Linked DNA regions of Mus musculus: region 1 is linked to region 2. Evidence: chromatin loops called from intact Hi-C (ENCODE). Cell type or tissue: gastrocnemius. All regions are shown on one strand.

Region 1 (8,000 bases), 380 kb after region 2:
TGTTAAGAGCACTGACTGTTCTTCCAGAGGTCCTGAGTTCAATTCCCAACAACCACATGGTGGCTCACAACCATCTATAATGAGATCTGATACCCTCTTCTGGCATGCAGGTATATATGCAGATAGAGCACTCATATACATAAAATAAATCTAAAAACATTTATAGTGGAAACACATCTCTTCAGACTACTTACTAAAGACTCTGAGATGTGGGATGACTTGCTTGGAGCAATGTAATTTAGTTTCATCAAACTAATGTACTGGTGGGAAAAAAAATTGCACCTTGGAAGCCAGCAGCTAATAACACAGCCCCTGAGGTATGACAAGTAGGGACAAATCGGGGAACAAAAGAATGATCACAGAAGCCATCACTGTCTCATCAATAAAAGTAACAGTATGCAGACTGATAGACGAAGTGTCAATGGAAGAATTCACGGTTGTGTAGCTGGGATTGAAAGTGAACGTGTTCAGAGGCACAGGGCCACACAGTCTAAGGCCTTGGCTGGAAAATGGAAAGTATAGCTTTAGCAGAGTGCCAGTTGAACTGGAGGGATTGTCTCCACAATCCCTGCAGTTCTGTTGATTGGAAAAAACAAACAAACAAACAAACAAACAAACAAACACCAAACAAAACCCAAGCAGAGAACTGTGGCCAATGAAAAGCGTGTCTGCATCATGAGGTAATTGTTACATCGCTCTCTGAGCTGCCCAGAGCTCTGTGTGACAGAGGGATGGTATGGCTTCAGGCTCCACAGGTCAATAGAAACAGAATGAAGAGACTTTAGCACAAAAGAGAATAGTCATTCTGCAGCCTGCAAGCTGGGGTCCCTTAACATTAGGACCTGGGATCCCTTGACATAAAGGGGATTTAGAAAGCCTGGGTGTTGGCCTTGAACTTTGACAGGCTCTGTAAGTATGACTGTTTTCTTCTCTGTTGCAAAGGATAACAAAAGAATGGGCTTATTAAAGAAAAAAACCAAGTAAATATATCATTTCTCAACCCCATGGTTGCCCCATGTGAGCCAGAGTGAGAGATTTACCTGGGGATGTTCACAAAGAACTGCAATTCCTTGAGGTGTGGATCCCTGGATGCTTCCTAAACTTAAAGGGACAGAAGCACTTGATCTCTCCTTCTCTGTGGCCTCTGTGATACCCGTTGTGGGACACTCTCGGATGCCAAGCTGACCTTTCTCATAATCCTCTGCATCCTCCTGGCAGCTGCAGACCTTTCCTTCCCATCCAGGAAATGTAGTCAAAGATAAGTAAGGGCCACATGGTCATGTGTACAATTTCAGCTCCTCTTTTTAGCCAGACCAATGATGGGAGTAGACAGGTAAATATTTATGTCATTCTTTTGCTATCTGTAACATAACTTGTGATATGATTATTTATATTTATTTAACAATTTTTAAGTGATTGATGTAGGCAGTCAGGTTTGGGAATGTCTATGGCTGAATTGATATACATTTATTTATTTATTTAGGATTTTTTTTTTCAAGCCCTGACTGTTCTGGAACTTGCTATGTGGACCAGGCTGGTCTCCAACTCACAGAGATCTACTTGCCTCTGCCTCTCTGGGAATAAAGGCGCTGCCTAGAAAAACTGACATACATGTAGAATTCTCTGTAATGAATGCTATTATATGTAAGCCAGGCAGAGTGGTACATGTCTTTAACTCAAGCACTAGAGACCAGTAGATCTGTGAGTTCAAGGTCAGCCCGGGCCCTATAATAAAAAGACTCTGACTCAATAAACCAGATGTAAATGTAACAAGCAATGAGAGCCTGAAGAGGACTGTCAGCTGCCCTGGGGAAGGAAGGATGAACAGAACTGTCAGTCAGTCGAGGGATCACGTGAGGCGCAAGGACAGGAAGCTGTCCGGGGGACAGCTGGCAGCCTGTGGAGAGGGCACTAGGCAGAGTGGGAGAGGGTAACGGTAGGAGGCCAGAACTCTAGCCCCGCCCCATGCTAATAAACTCAAATTTCATCTCAGGAGCAGAGAATGTGTGGAACTATTTTATGCAGGGGAAGGATGCTCTATATTTCAGGAAAAATATCACTCTGGTTGCAGTGTGGAACTTTAATTTATTTATCTATTTTGATTTATTTGTAGGGTTGTTTTATTTTAGGGAAAACTCTCACCTAGACCACACTGGCCTTGACGTCCTGTTCCCACCTCCCAGTGCTGGATTACAGGCCCTAGGTGTATGCCGGGAAACCTGGGCCTTAGAGAGAAATCTAACTTGAACGTAAACCTACAGTCTATAGTGCTAGTCTGAAGATATTTCATCAGGGCAGGGGAGGGACTATGTGAGACCAGGAGGACCAGAGCCGGGATCTCCACACGGAGGTCCCTGAGTGTGGAGTTCCACTATAATCCTGGGAGACAGAAATCAGGGATCCCTGGGGCAAGCCTGCTAACCAGACGGACCAAAGTGGATCCAGGATCCACTCAGGATCTCCAGGATCGATAAAAGACTCCGCCTCAGTAATCGGGACAATGGTTGAAGAAGACACCAAAGGTCAACTTCTGGCCTCTGTCTGCATGCACAGCCAGGCGTCTGTGTACCTACACATGTAAACAAGCAAACTTACACCCACATAACACCTACATCACACCATAAACACACAACGCAAACATGTGTATTCACACTCACAGCATATGCAGCCATGCAAACAGGCACACGCACACTCACACACATACTCACACACACACTCACACATACACTCACACTCTCACACATATACACACTCACTCACACTCACACACACACCCCACATATACACACATGAAGAAAGTTTTCTTTCAAGGAGTCAGTTCAGTCGAAGTCCTTATCAGTTAAGCAGAGGTAACTGTATCCATCGGGCAAAGTAGCAATGCAGATAAAGTTCGTTATGGCCCATAGAGAACCCTGTAGAGAGTCGGGGTCCCAGCAAACACTGAACCCCTTTTGCACAAATCTATCATAGTTAGCAAAGGACAAACGCCCTTGACGCGGTGCAGAATCAAATGTTCTTTTTGTTTGTTTGAGAGATATCATTAAATGAGTTTCTACAAGCTGTAGAGACCAAATTGGGTTTTCCTGTAGTCCTTTAATCATCTTTGTGGTTCTTTGCAGAACTCTTCTCCAGTTTCTCAGAATTCCCTGTCAATTGTGGAGACCACAGCTAGATTAGTCACCGTAGAGAACCCATTATAATTAAATCAACACTGCGTAGCCACTTGGGCGGCTGGCTCAGGCGTGTACACCGGGCAGCCAGTCCCATCGACAAATAGGTTGTGTTCCAGGAGTTCATTAGTACATTGGTTGTTTGGAACACAGAAAATCTTTCCCCATAGAAACAGAGTTATAGGTGGTGGCTTGTTTCCCAGGCCTGCGCACAAAATCTATTTAATACACATGGAGCTGAATCAGGGCCTGGCAAAGAGTGTTCCTCAAATCTTTGACCCGCTTAAACCCCATGGGACACCCAATTCAAAAGGAGCGCCAAGCTCTGGCACCCAAATGTGAGCCCTCTAAGGGAGGCAGAGGAACCCTGTCAACAGCTTCAGACTGCCAATCATTTGCTGCGTGATTTGAAGAACACTTCTTGAAGCTGGGTTGAGTGGTTCACTCCTGTAATCCCTCGATTTTAGGAGTCTGGGACTAGAGGATTACCACAAGTTCAAAGCCTCCCTAGGCTACATGTAGGCCAGAGTGAGTTCCAGCCTCGGTTGGGTTACAAAATGGGATTCTGTCCTAAATTACTAACAAATATTTCTTTGAAATGGACCTTTTTCTGCCATTGTTTTTGGTATTATTTAACCAAGCAATCAAGGCCTTCCTTATGATAAAACAACCAATTATGCTGATTCATTATTCTTAATCTTCACGCTCTTCTTGTAGATGTTTTGTTTTTGTTTGTTTTGTTTTATCTTGGTTTGCAACTGTTTTCCCGTGACTGTGTGCCCCTATCTGGCAGGAGGAAACCCTTGGGGCCTTAGGGCCCCTCAAGGCCGATCTCCTTTCACTGAACAACACTGCCCCCCAGCGGAACACGCTAGCGTGCACACAGCCCCAGCGTCGCCCAGCCCACCGAGCGCATTCTCTGGGGCTAGAAACAAGTTCTGCATTCACGGGCCCAACAAAGAATCTTTGAGTACTTCCAACGACTTGGACCTTGGGAATGAGGAATCAAATTAGACTCGGTGTTCTTGCAGAGTGGCTGGGAAAGGCGAAAAGCAAATCGACACTGAAACCAGCAAGACATGAATATGATCAGATGATTTAAAAAAAAAAAAAAAAAGAAAGAAAGAAAAGAAAAAGATTACATGCAAACAAAGAACAGAGATGGATTAGTCAGCCCAGCCCAGAGGGCTGAGGTTCCTGAAGGAGGTGAGATGCGTTCTGAAACATGAGTTGGAGTCTGGGGTAGAACTGCCAACAGCAAAGGGCCAAAGGGCATTCTATGTAGAGGGAACAGAGATGCAGGAACGTGAAATGCCAAAAATATGTGGAATGTTTCTTCGAGTCATCTGCTTTTTTGGTAGGTCAGCACCACTGCCAGCCAGACGCTGACAAATTAAAATGTTATTTCAGTATAGCTTTAATTTGCTTTTCTCTACAGGGACATTTTTAGATAATGCAGTTTTGGAATATGCATTTGTGTTTTTCCCCCTTGGGCTGCTCAAATTTATCGTTGATTCACTATTGGGTGTGGGTCCTTTGAAGATTGCTAAGTTTCTCCTCTTTCTCTTTCGCTTGCTCTGCTGGGGAAGCCAGAAGAGTCTCACAGCTGCTAAACACTGCAATTTACACAACCTGCCTTACAGCCATAGCTCTGTGTGTGTGTGTTATGTGTATGTGGTGTGTGTATGTGTGTGTGTGTGTGTGTGTGTCTCCCAGGATCTAGCACTGGAGCTTGCTGTGAGGCTCTCTGCTCTGCTTCTCAGGCTCTGGGATTAATGGAACCATCTCACCAGCTTTTTTTTTTCTGTCTGGACCGGAGCTGAGGCCCTTTTGCTTGTGACGTAGCAAACACTATTGACTGAACTAGGCCTCAGGTGTTTTGTTTTTGAAAGCAGCATCTAGACTCTTTCCCCAAACTATTATGATTACTAATGAAAAGTTAGACCCTCATTTAGTTTAAATCTTTGGCGTGTCAGGCACCTGGCAGCATGCTATGACTGCACCTCAGCTTGCTAGGAGGTCTATTGAAGGCCCTCTGGATGAAGCTCACAGAACCTGGCTCTTCCAGCTGAAAGAGGCTGCTGCATGCTTCTCCAACCCACAGAAATGAGATCCGTGCAGCAAAGGGTGCCCTTATCTCTCTGAATGAGGTTCTAGAGGAGGCCAAACACCACACTGAGCTAGAGGGTCCTGTGGCCCCACTGTAATCACAATAAAGCCACCACAGGGTGGAGAGGAGGGCAAGCGGGGGGCGCCACAAACCGAAAGGGAGCAAAAGCACACATGGAAACAAACAAGTTTATCGGGGGAGAAACCCAACCAGCCCAAACTATCCACTAGCGGCCTCCGCGCCTCCTGGTCAGGCCCTGCTTCTGTGTCAGGCTCTGCCTCCTAATTCCCTGGAGTTCACTGATAGATGGTGTCACTCCTTCTCTCCTGTCCTCCCGGTGCCAAACACCCGCAGACTTCCTTTATTCTGTCTACACTTTTCCACCCTAAGCTAGCCCTGACTCCTTTTATCCAACCCATTGGTGCCAGAAGCCCCATCCCCTAACCCCTTAATGTTCTCCTCAGATTCTTGCTCTGAAGTATGCTGCCCCCAGCTGCCCCTTCCCTCCCCACTCCTCAGTGCGGTGCCCTAGAACCTGCCCAGCCCCCTTCCTCCACGTTGGTAATTGACCCAGCCCCGTTGTCATTCCCAAACAATCCAGCATTCATCCCAAGGCAGACCTTTCTCCTGCACCACTGTGGGTTGCACCTTGAAGTGATGCTTACGGAGGTCTGAAGGCTGACCCCTGATATCTCCAACATATTAGCATCTAGCTCACTGCCCATCTCTCTGATACCACTACCTTTAGCCCTCGTGGGTGGGTGGGTTGTTTGTTTGTTTGAGACTGGATCTTTCTGTTTTACCTCTGGCTGGCCTAGAACTAGCTCTGTCGACCAGGCTCATGGAACCTCTATCTTCCAAATGCCTAGATTAAAGGTGCTGCTATCATGTCTGGCTATCCCTGCTGCCTTAGATGCACAGTGATGGTCTTTTCCATTTTCAAGGCCCTTAAAAGAGCCTTGAATGCCCCTTGACTGCCAGAAAGCACTTCTCCGTTTCCTCAGCCATGCGCCCCAGTGGTCGTTCTCCAGACTTCCCAGGCTCAGGGCTAGGTACCGACTCTTTGAGCTACACCTCTGGGCTTCAGACACACATCCACTTATGCTGTCCATTTGGGACACTTTTTACTAATTTTATACATATTTTCAAAGAACCAATTTGGGGTTTTAAACACTATTTTTTAACTTTATGTTTCTGTGTATTTATTTGAAAATCTTTGTCTTTAATTATAGTTTCTTACCCAGTTACACTTAATTAATTACTATTACTAGAAGGCTAAACACACCTCCACATTGCATAAAGCCAATTGTCTTTCCCGGCCTGTTCTCCCTTGTAGTTCTTGCCTGTCCTTTTATTATTCAATTCCCTTGATTAGAAACTGCCCACCTTCTAATTACTCTTTATGTGAGTGCTTGTGTGGGGTGGCGTAGGTACCTAGATAACTGCTCCAATGAGAAGAGCTTTTTTTTTTTTTAATTTAACTTTTTAAAGTCTAATGTAAGTATAAATTGGTACTTGAATCTCTTTTCAGGCAATCCTGAGACCTTAGAATACTTAATTTCCATTTACTTTCTTGTTTGTTTGTTTGTTTTTTCCTGTGCTCCGGTTTATTGTCAACAGTACTCCTTTAGATTTACCCAGAGGGCACCAGTCCATGGCTTCTGTGGACCCTGCATTTCTAGCTCCCTGCCTTTTGTCTATCCAGAAGAAAATCTGTCCAAGGTTTTCACTAGTTTGCACTTCGAGTGATAAAACTACTTCTGCTTTTTAACTAGTTCATTTGTATTCCCTACTTGGTTTTAGTTAGAATGGGATCTTACCGCAGCCTAGGCCAGCCTTGAACGTGCAACCTTCCTGCTCCCCCCACCCTATGAGCATGCAGCACGGGGGGGGCTCACCTTTCCCCTCTAAGTGCATTTTACTCTTTATGGAATGTTTTGTTCATTATTTTTTCAGTACCTTAAAGATCCCATTGCTTTCTGACTTCTATAGCTACCAAAAAAAAAAAAAAAAAAAAAAACCAAACCAACTAACCAAACAACAACAACAAAACCAGAACTCTGGGAACTCAGCGGGATGCGGGATTAGGCACCTGTCCGCACGCCTGATGACCTGAGTTCAGTCGGTGGGACCCACCCAGTAGTAGAAGAGAACAGGCTTCCTGCTAGTTGTCCTTTGACCTCCTGTCACGTGACACTATTCCTGAGGCGATTTGCGCAAACACCTACTTGTCCCAGATAACAATCCATGACTGATCAATCAAAATGCACCTTGGAGTGTGGCTGAGAGGGACTTACAGGAACAGGAGTGACTCAATAGCGGATGCTTTGCACGTCAGCCCTGACAGAGATGGGAGCTCACAAAGGCACGTGAGACTGATTGTGCAGGCTCCGGGCGTTCAAGTCAGAGAGGCTGGACCGGCCTCTTCTGGGCTGCTCAGCTGGTCCGAGACTCTCTCAGACCAGGACTCTCAGAAATCCTTCCTGCTAATGAGCGAGGCCCTAGTGCATCTGGTCAAATTCAGAGTATCTTGGACTCGCTATGCAGAATTTTTAAGATAGGGTTATTTGGTTCTCTGGAGTCCAACTTCTTGAGTTCTTTATATATATTGGATATTGGCCCTTTATCGCATGTGAGATTCGTATAGATGTTTTCCCAATCTGTTGGTGGCCTTCTTGTCTTATTGACAGTGTCCTTGGCCTTACAGAAGCTTTACAATT
Region 2 (8,000 bases):
TTACAGGCATGCACCATCATGCCTGCTGTTTTTGTAGTGTGCTCTTTTGATCCCAGCACTTTCCAGGCCGACAAGGCAGAGAGAAGCGTTTGGCCTTCAGAAGGCCCACAGCCACCCTAAGGTGCACTCTGGGCTCCTGCTGCTTACCCGAGATGCATCTCCCTCCTGCTTGATCATGTCCATTCCAGGCAGTTGGTTTGGGAAAAGGTTGCCTCCCCTCAGAGCAGGGTCATTGACCTGTGGTGACAACATGACACATTTCCGATTTTAAGTTTTGTGGCCCTAGGGAAAAGAGGCTGTATCCCACAGCTAACAGCTTTCCATGTGCACACATGGGGCAGAGGAGGCTGCAAACACTACTTACCTTCAAAAGCACAGCTTATTTGCACATTTTCATTTATAGGCTGGTGACTCAGCCCTGAGAGCGTGAAGCACCTGAGACCATCTGCCACTTCTGCTCTCAGGCAAGTCATTAATTAGCAAGAATGACGTGAGAACACCCAAACTGGCTTTTGGGAATGGACTGGCCAAAAAACCTACTCATCAGCATTTATGTGTTTTTAAAAAAAACTCTTCTCATTACATTTACTTGTGTGTGATGGCTGCATGTATGTCCGAGGCCGGAGTGTAGAGGCCAGCTCTCTCGGGGGAGTCTGGGGACTACACTCAGGTGGTGAGGCTTGGTGGCAGGCACTTTTACTCATGGAGCTAGCCCACCAGGGCTAATAAGACAATGATTTTTCAGCAGACACACTGGGGTTGTGGGTTTGGACCTGGGCTTCTATATAAACTCCGAAACTCAAAAATATTTAAATCCATGCACACATTTCAAATGGTCTGGGTTGATGAATGTTCCTGAGTGGGCTGGCCCATGATTACGCTCGGTTCTGTGTCTCTGTGTACCTCACTCTCAACACTGGCCCGACAGAGCAGAAGGTGCTCCTGGCCCGTGTGGGCTACACATCTTCTCCCTACCCTTTCTAACATGCGCTTAGAGTCCAGGCTGGTCTGGAACTAAAGTCACCAGCACTGGAGCATCAAGGGGGCAACAGTGTGCCAGCCTTGTCACGTAAGCAAAGCGGCCCCGAGAGTGACCGGCTGGTAGGCTGTGTGGCCATGCTTACCAGAGGTTTTAAAAAGCTAGTTTTGTTTTGTTTTTTGAGAGAGGATTTCTGTGTGTAGCCCTGCCCATTCCGGAATATGCTCTGCAGAGCAGGCTGGACTTGAACTCGGAGATCCACCTGCCTCTGCCTCCCCAGTGCTGGGACTAAAGGTGTGGGTCACCATGCCCAGCAGAAACTTCCTAACACCTACCACTCCATTTCTAAATCCCACAAATGATAAAAAAGGTTAATGATGTGAAAATTAGGAAATAAAAACCAAAACAAAGCAAAAAACCCCCAACATGTTAGCAGCCAGGAGTCCTTCCCAATAGTTCCTTCGTCATTAACAAGTATTTTTTGTTAAATCTCACTGGCACAGGTGAAAATAAGGTGAAAAAACACTTTTCAAAATAGATATGGGATTTGTGGCATAAACAGACACAAAGCCAAGGAGAACGTTCTGAGCTGCTTCTCTGAGGCTCTTACCTGCTCGGGACCCATGGAGGGCAGTCCTGACGTAGGCACGGAGGTCACTGAGGTCATGCTCATCTGGCCTGTCATCTGGTTCATGCTGCTCAAGCCACCCGTGTTGGTTGCCATCGACACACTGATGTTCATGTTGTTACTATACATGCTGGTGTTTGCTTGTTGCCCAAAGTGTGGTGGGGACTGCTGTGAGAACATGCTGTAGCGTGGGAGACAGAGTTAGTCTGATGGTAAGCTGAGGCAGTCTCTATCTAAATGGGTGCTGGCCCAGGCATCAGGCTTGCTTCTTCCCTTGCACACATTGCTGGGAAGCACACACACTCCTGCTTTCCCAGCTGCTGGGGGCTTGCTGTTTGCTTCTTAGCATGTGCACTGATGAAGCCTGGCTCTGTGCCACCGCCATCCACAGGAATTCTACAGTTAGGAGTGGCAACTGCTTAGAGGTAATGTTTTTGCTCTAAAACAAGAGGTGCTGTGCTAGGCTTCTGTGAAATTGTTGACTTTTGCTAAGAATAAGCTAGCTTTTTAGCAGTTCATTTGCTATTGCTTGCTAAACGCCACCACCGCCTGGCTAGGGGTGATCATTTATATCAGACGCAGTAATGTGATGTTACCTGTTTCCACCCATGCTCCCCTGTGCCCATCCATTCATGTCTGAGGTGGGCTGGTAGGCTGGGTTGGCTTGAGACTGCTGCATCATGGGACTCTGAGTATGTGCCATCCGGGGAGACATTAGAGGACTCTGGGGAGTTGTAGCCCCAGTAAAGCCAGGATCAGGTTGTTGACTTATTCCTTAAAAACAAAAACAAAACAGAAGCCCAAAGGAGATTGTTATCTATATCATAGAGAGAATGTTCCAAATTAAGTATACACAGAAAAATTACTTTCAATTATCTGATTATGTGCAAATTATTAGATATTTGAAAGAAGCTGAGACAGAAGTACATGGAGAAAACCCTCTCTATACTTGAAAGCTCTCCAAGAGTCACAGGGCTCCGAGGATGCACACTAGCATCAGGGCTAGAGTCAGAGAAATGACATTTGTTCCTGAAGCCCTCTCTAAACCAAGGACGAGTCTACTATGTAGAGACTTGATTTTATCTGAGCCGGTCAGTCAGTGTAATAGTATCGTTCCTTTTAAATTTAGTCTGAGCTCATTAAATTCATCTATATACCAACAGTCAACATATGAATAACTTACACTAAATTAACTTACATCATCTCATGTTCAGGAGATGTATTTCAGAAAATACACAACTGCACGCCCACATTGGCTTATTTTGTTTTTGGAAAAGGGCTTGTGGCACTTGAGTGCTGTCAGGATTATCCATTTCTTGTATAGTTTAGGGTAAAAGAATTCACAGCAAAAGAAAAGGAATCTCAGCAGACTTCCCTGAGCTAGCAACGGAAAGCGAGCAAAGGCACCAAAAGGAAGACAGCGAGGGGGCATTTCAGGGACAGAGTAAGGACCCATTCGCTTAATCCTGCGCAACACTTAATATTTAAAAGTAGCTACAAGAGAAGAGTCTGAAGAGGAGAAGAACACAATGCACTATCTCTGCTCTTTAAGGAGACACGACGTTTGTATTTAGGCAACACAAAGGCTTCCATGTTCATGGTTCCTTACAGATCCCTCAGACAGGGCAAAGCAGAGCCATCTGGAACATGCAAGCATGGACGCACTATGGAAGCACCGAGACTCCCACTGTTAGCGGAAGATAACAACCGGATGTCAATCTCCATGACATCACCCTTGGTGTCTCGTCTGTTAGAATGACATCCGAGAACAAATCAGGATTAAGTAAAGCCAGAGGCCTCCCACGTGGCTCCGAGTAACACTTCAGGAACGACCAATCCAGTGAAGACTTGGTACAATCTTGAAAGTTTTTATTTTTTGTTTTGATAAGTGTTGTCAGTAACAAACAAAGCCTTTATTTTTTAAAAGCTGTAGACTATTTGTAATATTTAAATTGGCTTATGTCTTCTGACATTTCATATTTAGCTACTGATTTCTTTGTGTCAGACTCAGAAACAATCAAGGATAAGTAGCAATGTGTATTACATTCATAGACCCTGACCTGAGCAGATAACATCCATGCATGCTCACCAGAGACACATGACACTTAACTTTGGTCATTCTTAAAGACCTGCACCCAAAGAAAAGGAGGACCCGAGCTAACAGGTAGGCACTGTGCGGGACTGGGAGACTTGCCAGGCCCTAATCTGCTCCAGGCCTCCTATCGTTTCCTGGCTAACCAGGCACATAGCCGTGAGAAGGAAGCCGTGACCAGGACTGAGGTGCCTCGGGAGAAAGGAGAAAGAACAGATAGGCCAAGACGGGACAGCAACGGTGGGAGGGATCTAAGTCAGTACCGTAGTTCGGAGGAAATGGGAACTGCTGGGCATTGGCCTGGGGGATCCGGGGATTGCTCATGGCTGCTGGTAGGCCAGCGGGAGCCACCATGCTTGGGGTCACATTCAAGCCCTGTCCTCTCATCATCAAAGTCCGCTGCTGCACCTGCTGCTGCATCTGTCTCTGCCGAAGATGTTGGTTGAGGATTTCCCTCTGCCTCTGGGCCAGCATCTGTGCATTAATAGGAGCCTGAAATTGTGGGCAATCATGAAGGGAAATCAAGGATAGATAGGTTAGACAGGATACCAATGGCATACTGTATGTAAAATCATTTGAAAAACAAAGTTCCATGAAGGGGGGTCCTCGGAGCAGAGCACCTAGTGAGCACGCATGCGAGTGCTCTAAGTTCAGCCTGTGTGATGACGATTCTGTAACCCTCTGATAGTGACCAACTCATTTCTCGAGGGTACAGTCAATCAAAAGATGTCAAAAGAGCACAGGCCTTTCTACAGGAAGACTTTATGTTTATTTTTAAAATTTATTTTTATGTGTGCAGTGCTCATGGAGGCCAGAAGAGGGCGGCTAATCACCAGGAAATGGAGTTACAGGTGCCCACGTGCTGCTTTCTGGGTCCTCTAGCTTGACTGTCACCTCTTTTCTGCTTTAGTATCCCAAGTGCTGGGAGCTACTACAGCACTGGGGTTACAGCGCAGCTACCCTGGCCTGGCAGAAGACTTTATGTAAGTTGAGGACAGCATTTAGAGTCTCTTTGAAGGAACATTCCAACTTAACAAGAAACCAAGCCACTGCCAAAGGTGACTTGGTGACTTCGGAGAGATGGAGGTGGGGGTGATCTGACAGTAATTTCTGTTACTTTACTGATCTCCAGGCTGCTCTGGCTGGCTGCACAGGTGTCCCCTGTGTCCCTGTGTCCCCTGTGTCCCCTGTGTCCCCCTGGTCTATGGCTACATCATGTCAGATGCACCTGATCTCAGAATGGTCTTTAGATGTCTGCTGAGAGGCCAGGATGAGTGACATGATGTGAGGAGGGGCCCTGGGCGTGTGCTGTACGCTGGTGCTGGAATGGCATCCCCTCGCCACTCACAAGGCTGCCTACTCTAAAGTTTATCTGCAATGCAAACATGAGTGTGCGCAGCACTGTCAAGCCATTTATGACTGTAAGGACAGCAGCACGGATTTCCTATGCTTAGCACTCGCCTGCTTCCTGCCAAGGGGAGGGCTAGATGGATGTGTGGCCTTCTGATGTGGCCGACAGAACCTAACAGGCTCTGTGCTGGTGCAGGACTGTCCAGTGTTCTCAAGTGGAAGACATAGGTGTGCTTACGAAGAAAAGTACGAGTGTTAGGCAAGGCTTGTTTGAGTCTGAGATAGCCTGTCCATTGAGTTTAATAAGTAAATTACATACACGTAAAGTGTCTTCACACAGAAACTCCATAGAAACAAGGCTATTGCCGAGAGCAATGTTGTGGCCAGTCTTGAAGGCTAAACCCGTGTTCTCATGGGAACAGTGGGCAGTACTTGAATCCAGAATTGGTTGATACATTTTTGTAATACAACTCTTGTGTATTATAGGAATCAGCTGACCCTGGCAACAGGGATGGCATTCAGAACTAACACAGGGAGTCAGAGGAACTAGGAAAACCCAGGTCACTCAGCCTATCTGGGAGGAAAAATGAGAGGCTTCTCACCTGAGTGGGCACTCCAGGCCTCAGAGTCAGGTTCACATTGGAAACACTGCTGATCTGATTCATAAGCGGCTGGCGATTCTACACACAAACACGGGCATTAGCACTCGTCGGGAGGGGGACTTTAAGACGGGGTCTTACTATGTAACCCAGGCTGACCTAGAATCCATCCATATTTTTTTGAGACACGGTTTCTCTATATAGCCCTGTCTGTCCTGTGTTTCACTCTGTAGACCAGGACTCTGCCTCCTGAGTACTGAGACTAAAGAGTAAGGTAGCTATTCCTAGCTCAATACATTTAAACAACAGGACATGTGTATTTCAAATCATCTTTTCCAATTAACAGCCCTCTCCAAAAACTTAACTCTTCTTCATTCCTCAGCCAGCCAGGGCCCCCGCCTGAGTCCCATGAGAAACTAACCTGCTGTGCTTGGAGGCGGTGCTGAAGCTGAAGTCTCAGTTGGTTTGGCTGGTTCTGCACAATGCCTGTGGGCCTGAGGCCTGGCCGTGGCTGCATACGGAGTGTGGTGTAATTTGGCCGCTGTCCCATGGTGTGAAAGTTTGGATCTTGCATGGGATTATAGCCACCCTGGGCCATTTGTGCCTGAGATGCGTACTGCTGTGGGAAAACGGGGGGCTTCTGCTCCAGCATTATGCTGGACTCCTGACTTGAGAACTGCTCTGCATCCACAGCTTGGCTCTGAAAAGAAGCCCCAAATAAGCACACAGTAAAGCTACTACTACTACTACTGTACTGAACACGAGGCTGCGCTCCCCCCCTCCTGTAAGTGATGATTTAGAAATACTGTACCAAGTTTACCAATGTATTTTTTTTTAGTTTGCCTCTACTTTTCCTTCTACCCAATGCCTCTTTGCAACTCCTCGAGGGAAGAAGCAAGGGTTGGGCTGCCTCCCTGCAGAGCTTCCTCCTTCCTTCCAGTGAGAACCTGGCAGGGCCTTTAGTGAGCAGGCAGCTGCAAATGTTTCCTCTTTTGACAGAGACACAGCCCCATGTCAGTTATTTTAACCTATGGTCACCTTAGTCACCATAAGCAATGCTGGGGAAGCAGCCTACAGTCTCCACTCTAGACACCCACAGACTTGGGGACATGAGGCCCACTCGAGGGAGACTTTCTAGCAAAGACCGGGCGGGTAGGCTGTGGTGCGTACTGTGATGTGGGACTTAAGCTCACCAGTGGGGTGATAAACTTACTGCCTATTATGTTTTGGTGAAAAGAGTTTGATATACGGTCTTACATAGCCCAAGTTGGTTTCTGACTTGCTATGCAGCCCAGGATGGGTTTCAACCATGAGTCTCTGGCCTCCACCTCCCAAGTGCTGGGATTCGAGGTCAGTGTCACAATGCCTGCCTTACACTGTGTACTGTTTACTACGCTGTTCTCTATGGTTAGTGGAACTTCTTACATGCGTACACTTTGCTATAATTCACTACTACATGCTAGACATATTCAATGTGTTTGTCATTTGATTTTTCAACAGCTTTTCTCCTACCAAAGACCTACAGAGGGAAAGGAATGGAAGGTGGTGTAAGGGCATGTAGCAGGTCCTCCCTGTGCCCTGACCAGCATCTGACAGAGTATCTGCAAGACTAGTTTGTATATATTTGGTTAATTTAATTGTCTGAAAGATGCATTTTTTTAAACCCCAAGACATGGTCTCATTATGTAGTCCCGCTGTCCTGGAACCCACTATGTAGACTGAGTTAGCTTCAAACTCACAAAGATCTGCCTGTCTCAATGAGTACTGGATTGAAGGCATGTGATACCATGCCCAGCTGATATGTGTTTTACAGAGAGAGCTGCATAAATTCCAGTTGCATCTTGCATTAGCTATTTAGTTTTTAAAAAAGTGTGTGCACATGTGAGTGATACACACATACACAGAGAGAGAGAGAGAGAGAGAAAGAAAGGAAGGAGAGAGGGAGCCAGCCCAAGCAAGCGCACACGAGTGTGTGAAGCCTGGAGGGTTTCTGGGGATGCGGCCCTTTCACTCAGTTTCTGAGACAAGGGGTCTTGTCATTTCTGCTACTGAGCTGAACATGGAAACTTCTGGCTGACTGTCCTGTTTCCATGCATAGGGAATCTAGCGCTCTCTCAGGGCGATGCTCTAGTGTCAATATGAAGATCTAATATACCCTTGTCCTTCTAGAAGCCACGACTAGACATCTGAAGGTCTTTAGAGGGCAAGCCGCAGCAGAAGTCACATCTCAAGCCGCCATCAGGTTACTGCTCTGGCAGCCTTAGTCCTTCCTTCCAGACGCCCTAGGATGATAACGCTGCCTGTGGTCTGTGGTCAGCAGGACAGCGTCAGTATACTGCCCTCTCCTCTTGA

Evidence for each region. A loop is a pair of places that touch in the nucleus more often than their neighbours do. Peaks named below come from ENCODE experiments on the same cell type or tissue, not always from the same donor. Only the 100,000 strongest peaks of a DNase experiment are listed, where the experiment ranks them.
Region 1: a loop joins it to region 2, with 8 times the contacts of the local background. A loop is called at or near these places in 34 of 42 quality-filtered maps.

The regions. Positions count from the first base shown.
Region 1 is chr1:13,527,664-13,535,663 of GRCm38, forward strand. No RefSeq gene overlaps it. Among named protein-coding and RNA genes, the nearest start is that of Tram1, 58 kb to the right of the region's middle. In gastrocnemius, a CTCF peak has its summit at 4,035; a DNase peak (open chromatin) is centred at 4,031; H3K4me3 peaks cover 225 bases.
Region 2 is chr1:13,146,728-13,154,727 of GRCm38, forward strand. It overlaps Ncoa2 (nuclear receptor coactivator 2), which reads right to left. Exons shown (of 23, transcript NM_008678.3): 17 at 6,070-6,348; 18 at 5,652-5,729; 19 at 3,963-4,191; 20 at 2,204-2,381; 21 at 1,590-1,788; 22 at 148-237. Among named protein-coding and RNA genes, the nearest start is that of Prdm14, 24 kb to the left of the region's middle. In gastrocnemius, a CTCF peak has its summit at 4,506 (motif pointing right); DNase peaks (open chromatin) are centred at 1,949 and 6,170.